2 separate regions of the Homo sapiens genome follow, and region 1 is linked to region 2. The links are chromatin contacts, found by POLR2A ChIA-PET in ENCODE. All regions are on one chromosome and are shown on one strand. Each heading gives the region's core, a stretch centred on a gene start or an enhancer-like site at or near the end of the contact. The rest is flanking DNA. Distances are from core to core; before and after follow the strand shown.

What was found. ChIA-PET counts read pairs that join two places held with the same protein, here RNA polymerase II (POLR2A).
Region 1: POLR2A ChIA-PET joins it to region 2 with 12 read pairs in AG04449. The contact joins two enhancer-like sites. POLR2A ChIA-PET finds 5 or more read pairs at or near these places in 4 of 52 experiments (A673, AG04449, B cell and 1 more).

Annotation. Positions count from the first base shown.
Region 1 is chr1:155,762,191-155,765,919 of GRCh38, forward strand. It overlaps GON4L (gon-4 like), which reads right to left. Exons shown (of 32, transcript NM_001282860.2): 21 at 2,810-3,729; 22 at 1,122-1,374; 23 at 1-184. Among named protein-coding and RNA genes, the nearest start is that of DAP3, 75 kb to the left of the region's middle. Within about 2 kb of position 1,346, at least 4 of the 41 ENCODE cell types and tissues checked have a DNase peak (open chromatin) inside an H3K27ac peak, as active enhancers do.
Region 2 is chr1:155,513,296-155,517,122 of GRCh38, forward strand. All of the region lies in intron 2 of ASH1L (ASH1 like histone lysine methyltransferase), which reads right to left. Among named protein-coding and RNA genes, the nearest start is that of ASH1L-AS1, 47 kb to the right of the region's middle. RefSeq lists an enhancer at 1,697-2,196. Within about 2 kb of position 1,441, at least 3 of the 41 ENCODE cell types and tissues checked have a DNase peak (open chromatin) inside an H3K27ac peak, as active enhancers do.

The DNA.
Region 1 (3,729 bases), core at 96-2,595, 250 kb after region 2:
CTGGTCAGATAAGCTTGGGCAAAGGCCAAGTCCTTCTGCTCCCTGAGTGGATCTCGCTCGAGAATGTCCTCATCATACAGCAACAGCAGCTTGGAGGTGTCCTTGCTGGCCCGAGCCCGACTTCCCCGCTTGTTGCGAGCTCGATGATTGTTCCGGCCTTTTCCAGCAGCTTTGATGCTCTCTCCTTGTAGCACACATGAAAAGGATTGTTTCCCTGTCCCTGCAACCTGTGTTCTTCCCATTCCACCACATGCACCACCCCAGCCAAATCCTATTCAATATTATGGAGCAATTCAAGGAAAAGGTTTTTGGGAAAATGGTATGAGAACTAAGTCCGTCAAGTCAGTTCTACGCAGAGTCTGCAGTGTAACTGCCTTAATTGGGATGACAACAAGATAATCAGCTACTTCATATTGAGAAAGGAAGTCTAAAGAGCAAGTGTGGCTTCTGTAGTGCTTTTGAGAGACTATGTCTTGATGAGGAACAAGCAGTGTTTTCTGAAATAAACATGGGTCTTAGCCCCACACATGACAGATAAGGTAACAATCAGTTTAACAAAGTGAACTGCCAGGCACAGTGGCTCACGCCTGTAATCCCAGCACTCTGGGAGGCCGAGGCGGGTGGATCATAAGGTTAGGAGTTCGATACCAGCCTGACCAACATGGTAAAACCCCATCTCTACTAAAAATACAAAAATTAGCTGGGTGTGGGGGCAGATGCCTGTAATCCCAGCTACTCAGGAGGGTGAGGCAGGAGAATCGCTTGAACCTGGGAGGCAGAGGTTGCAGTGAGCCAAGATCGCACCACTGCACTCCAGCCTGGGCGACAGAGCAAGACTCCGTCTCAAAAAAAAAATAAAAAAATAAAAAAAAGAAAGAAAGTGAACGAAGCTAATATAAATCTAGCAACGGATGAGAATTGAATTAAAAATTTCTGAGTATCTGTTCTCCACAAAGATACCACATTAAACATGTTTTGGGGGAGGGGTGTTGCAGAAGAGATCCAGAGGGTTTCCTCTGGAAATCCTCCACCTGGTTTATAAGCTACCCACCCTGCACACTGTCCTCTAGACAATGAGGTTAAGTGAGAATGGTCCTTCAGTATAGGTTTGCCTAGCTCACCTGGTGGAGTTCTGCTGGTCTCCACTTCTGGAGCAGTCTCAGGTGAAGCAAAAGTAGGAGGCTTCTCAGCAGAGTCTCCAACTGCTTCATCCGTCATTTCATCCTCTTTCTGCAGGCTTTCCATTCCTTCTGCTTCTTCTTCCTCCTCTTCTTCTGGCTCAGAGTTCTCCTCCTGAGAATTCTCTTCTTCAGACTCACCCTCCTGACTCATGCGCCTTTCAGATGCCAGCCAAGTCAGTTTCTCCATTGTTTCCTGTAAAACCCTCCAAAGAGTACTTATAATGGCTCTTAGTGGCTCATGAATTGCAAACAACACAAAGCTATATCAGGATAATCTGAAGTTAAACAATGGGGAGCCCACTACAGCTGTCCTGAGGGGAATTCCTTGAGTTATGAAATCCCAGCAATGGGCCAGGTACAGTGGCTCACGCCTGTAATCCTGACACTTTGGGAGGCCGAGGTGGGTGGATCACTTGAGGCCAGGAGTTCAGGACCAGCCTCGCCAACATGATGAAACCACGTCTCTACTAAAAATACAGAAATTAGTCAGGCATGGTGGTACATGCCTGTAATCCCAGCTACTTGGGAGGTTGAGGCATGAGAATTGCTTGAACCCGGGAGGTGGAGGTTGCAGTGAGCTGAAATTATGCCACTGCACTCCAATCCGGGAGACAGAGTAAGACTCCATCTCAAAACAAAAACAAAAACAAACAAAAAAAAAACACAGAAAAAACCACACACAAAACAAGACAAAAAAAAGAAATCCCAGTGATAGCTGACATTCGGCCTGACAGCAGGAGAGGGGAAGAAGTTCCCTTTTACAAACTTCTGTAACCTGAAGATAGTTTTCAGGCTGGAGTGAGATGGTGCAATCGTGGCTCACCGCAACCTCTGCCTCCCCGGTTCAAGCAATTCTCCTGCCTCAACTTCCTGAGTAGCTGGGATTACAGGCATGTGCCACTACGCCCAGCTAATTTTGTATTTTTAGTAGGGATGGAGTTTCTTCATGTTGGTCAGGCTGGTTTTGAACTCCCGACCTCAGGTGATCTGCCCGCCTTGGCCTCCCAAAGTGCTGGGATTTATAGGCGTGAGCCACCGTGCCCAGTTATTTACTATTTTTTTTTTTTTTTTTTTTTTTTTTTTTTTGAGACAGAGCCTTGCTCTGTTGCCCAGGCTGGAGAGCAATGACGTGATCTCGGCTCACTGCAACCTCTGTCTCTCGGGCTCAAGCAATTCTCCTGCCTCTGCCTCCCAAGCAGCAGGGATTACAGGTGTCCGCCACCATGCCTGGCTAATTTTTGTTATTTTTAATATAGATGGGGTTTTACCACGTCGGCCAGGCCAGTCTGAAACTCCTGGCCTTGTGATCCACCCACCTCAGCCTCCCAAAGTGCTGGGACTACAGGAGTGAGCCACCAAGCCCAGCCTATTACTATTTTTTAAGGCATTTAAAGTATGGTCAGGTGATTCAATTTAATGTGTAAACGAGTTTAATATAATAAGTAAAATTTCATCCTTTCCATCTCATTTCACCTCAACTCCACAATCATGTCCCATAATGCATTCACAAATCAAATACAAATGATTTTAGGACTATCCATAGTGCAGCAAGCAAGCAGGTGGCATATCAATAAGTGATACATATTACTGAGTCCACGAAATACTTGAGAATATTCTCCAGCTCTCACCTGGAGTTCTGGGACAGAAAGCACAGATTCCTCAGAAGCTGATGACATTTCATCTTCCTCATCTTGGGTGAGGTCATCAAAGTCCTCTTCTTCCTCTTCTTCTGGCCCATTCTTCTCTCCTCCAGTTTCTGGCCCAACTGGAGTCCCCACTGACTGACCATCAACACTGGATGAATCTTCTGGCTTCCCTGGGGGGCTACTAAGCCTCACTTCAGGATCCATTGAGGACAAAGCATTCTTTGATGATCCTTTGTTCACATCTGTCCCTGAGGTTCCTTCATCAGGGGGCTCTTGAGAAGATGAAGGGGTTTTAGTTGGCTGACTCCTCTCCTCTTCCTTCTGTAAGACTGTCTGTTTCGTTACTTCTCCAGCACTGCTCAACTCCTCGCTTGGGGCACCAGTGTCCAATTCCACAGCATGTTCCACTTTGATGTCATCACAAATATCACGCTCAGGGGATCCACTGATTTCCTCTCTAGCTTCTTCAGGTTCCATCTTGACAATTTCCTCTAAATCCCCAGGGGTAGGGTTGTTTAGAGACTCCTGGATGCCCTGAGGGAGCGGCTCCAGAGCTTGCCTCCCCTCCTCTGTTTTCACAACGGTCCAGCGACAGGCACTATTCTCTGACAATCCTTCTTGGCACTCTGCATCTGCTAGTGGAGGCCCTGGGCTATGTTCCACTTTCGGGAAAACAGTAGCAGAGAGAGGAGATAGTTCCTGGGGCTCTAATTTGGGTTCTAGGCCCTGAAAGGCATTTTCCCCATCAGCCACAGCACAAGCAATGTCCACATTCACGTGGGCCTTATCTTCAGGGGTGGATGGTATAGGAAGATTCACAGAATTGCCAGAAACAATTAAGGGTGAGACAGAGGAGGCCACAAGGGACTGGTTCAATGGACAGGGGAAGGAAGTAGGGTTAA
Region 2 (3,827 bases), core at 191-2,690:
AGTGGCTCACATGTAAATCCTAGCACTTTGGGAGGCTGAGACAGACAGACTGTCCAGCCTGTCCAGGAGTTCAAGATCAGCCTGGGCAACATGGTGAAACCCCCATGTCTACTAAAAATACAAAAAATGAGCCAGGAGTGGTTGTGCATGCCTGTAGCCGGTCTACTCAAGAGGCTGAGATGGCAGAATCATCTGAGCCCAGGAGGTCAAGGCTGCAGTGAGCTGTGATTATGCCACTGCACTCCAGCCAGGGCAACAGGAGTGAGATCCTGTATCAAAAAAAAAAAAAAAAAAGAATTACAATGTCCAGCCTGGGTGACACAGCGACACCCAATCTCTTACCAAAAAAATTGCAATACGACCAAAAATTCCACTTCCACATATATACATACCCAAAAGATGTGAAAGCAGGGACTCAGATATTTCTACACACATGTTCAGCATTAGTCACAACTGTTAAAAGCTGGAAGCAATACCAGTGGCCATCCATAGATGGACTAGATTAACTTATCTAGTAAAATACTACCCAGAAAAGTAATAGCTGAACAAATCTAGAAATTAATAGTTGACAATCACATTAACCTAAAAATTCACAAACAGCTTCTGAATCTGACATATCCATAGAATGAACAAAATTTGGTATATACATACACTGGAATATTATTCAGCCTTAAAAACGAAAGCAACTCTGACATACTCCAAGATGGACAACCTTGAGGACATTATGCTAAGGGAAATAAGGCAGTTACCTAAGGACAAATATTGTATGATTCTACTTATATGTGGTAATTACAGTAGTCAAATTCAAAGACAGAAAGTAGAATAGTGGTTTCGCTAGGGGCTGCAGGAGGGAGAATGAAGAGTTAATAGAGTGTCAGCTGGAAAATGTCAAAAAAAGATCCAGAGCTGGTGGGTGGGCATGGTCGCACAAAAAGTGCATCTACCTAATGCCACAAAATTATACACTTACAAATGGTTAAAATGGAAAAAGTTCAGGTTATATGCAGCCTACCACAGTTTATATATACGGATATACATACATATACACACATTTATTTTTTAAAACTATATAATTGTTATAAACTATAAATAAAACAGGTAATACTGGTGTAAAAGTAACTACAGTTTTTGCACTGTTGAAATTTGCCACTTGATATTGGAATACGTTCTTAAATGTGGTTATGTTATATATCATTTTAATGCGCATTTCTCACTTTATGTTTTTTTGCTAATGATTACTTGCTGTTTATTTTATATTTATATTTATATTTATTTTAGACTATGGAAATGTTAGACTAAAAGCAAATTCAAGCGATCTTCTTATTTGGGTTTAAAATGGGTCATAAAGCAGTGGAGACGATTTGCAACATCAACAACGCATTTGGCCCAGGAACTGCTAATGAATGTACAGTACAGCGGTGGTTCAGGAAGTTTTGCAAAGGAGGTAAGAGCCTTGAAGATAAGAAGCACAGTGGCTGGCTGTCAGAAGCTCACAACAACTGAGAGCAATCATCGAAACTGATCCTCTTTTAACTACACGAGAAGTTGCCGAGGAACTCGGCAACTTCAACCATTCTACAGTCATTCGGCATTTTACACACCAACAAGGAAAAATTTCTCAGACTGTGATGTGTGACAAAAAGTGGATTTTATATCACAACCGGCAACAACCAGATCAGTGGTTGGACCCAGAAGAAGCTCCAAAGCACTTTTCAAAGCCAAACTTGCACCAAAAAAGGTCATGGTCACCGTTTGGTGGTCTGCTGCCAGTCTGATCCACTATACCTTTCCAAATGCCAGCGAAACCATTACACCTGAGACGTATGCTCAGCAAATTGATGAGATGTACCAAAAACTGCAATGCCTGCCGCCAGCACTGATCAACAAAAAGAGCCCAATTCTTCTCCAGGACAACGCCTGACTACATGTCACACAATCAATGCTTCAAAAGTTGGACGAATTGGACTACTAAGTTTTGCCTCACCTGACATATTCAACCGACCTCTCGTCAACCAGCTACCACTTCTTCAAGCATCTCAACAATTTTTTGCAGGGAAACAGCTTCCACAACCAGCAGGATGCGTAAAATCCTTCCCAAGAGTTTGTTGAATCCAGAAGCACAGATTTTTATGCTACAGGATTAAACAAACTGATTTCTTTTTGGCACAAACTTTTATTGTAATGGTTCCTATTTTGATTAATAAAGATGTGTTTGAGCCTAGTTATGATGATTTAAAATTCATGGTCAATGGCCGGACACAGGGACTCACTCCTATAATCCCAGCACTTTGGAAGACTGAGGCAGGCGAATCACCTGAGGTCAGGAATTCGAGACCATCCTGGCCAACATGGTGAAACCTCATCTCTACTAAAAATACAAAAATTAGCCAGGTATGGTGGCAAGCACCTGTAATCCCAGCTACTCAGGAGGCTGAGGCAAGAGAATTGCCTTAACCCAGGAGGCGGAGGCTGCAGTGAGCCGAGATCAAGCCACTGCACTCCACTCCAGCCTAGGCAACAAAAGGAGACTCTGCCTTAAAAAAAAAAAAAAAAAAAAAAATGCATGGCCCAAAACTGCAATTACTTTTGCACCAATCTATATATACATATATATCAATATAACTCGGAGATTAGCCTACATACTATACTAGCATGGATTATGGACAGAAAACTTTATCCTTTGAGGTAGCCTGATGGCACTTTATCATCATCCTTTCCTCTTGTTTCTTACACTGCCTTCTATCGTTCTGTTTTCCTCTTCTTTTGTCTTCCTGCTATAGTACCAGCAACTACTACTTTCAGTATACTAGTTGTTTAAGTTCTTCTACCGGTAAGGACCACTAAAGAGGTTGCTTGACCACATTCAAAACACTGTATGTAACCTATTCAGTAATGGCCATTGGGAGTTTATAATTTTAAAAATATGAAAAAAATTATATATAATATTTCAGTAGACAAAAGAACACTATTTTCAGTAGCTAACTCACTGAACAGAAAATAACCTACTCTCATTTCACAGTAAGTAAACCTAGTGTTTCCCAAATCTGCTGGAATGTAAGAAATACCTGAGGCATATATTAAAATACTGAATTATCTCTGTTGGCAGACGACACAGTTTTATATGTAGAAAACCCTAAAACATCAACAAATTGTTCAAGCTAATAAATGAATTCAGCAAAGTTGCAGGATACAAAACCTACATGCCAAAATCAGTTGTGGCCAACACAGTGGCTTACACCTGTAATCCCATCACTTTGGGAGGCCAAGGAAGGAGAATCATTGAGGTCAGAAGTTCAAGACCAGCTTGGGCAAAACAGCAAGACCCCATCTCTACAAAAATAATTTTTTTTTATTAAAATAAACAAAAGGAGGCTAAGGCAGGAAGATTGCTTGAGTCCAGGAGTTTGGGGCTACAATGAGCAATGCCACTGCCCCTCCAGCATGGGCAGCAAGACCCTGTCTCTAAAAAAAAATTAAAATTAATAATTAAAAAAACTAGTTGTATTTCTATATATTTACAATGAGCAATCTGAAAAGTAAATTTAAAACAATTCTGGTTGCAATAGCATCAAAAAATAAAATACACAGGAATAAATTTAAGGAGGTGAAAGGCTTGAACACCACAAATTTTATAAAATATTGCTGAAAGAAATTAAGGAAATCTTAAATAAACAAAAGACATCCCACATTCCTGGATTTCAAGACTTCATATTAAGATGACAACACTACCTAAAGTGATCTGTAGATTCAATGTAATTTCTATCAAAATCCCAACATTATTGTTTAAAGAAACAGAAAACCCCATCCTAAAATCCATATGGAATCTC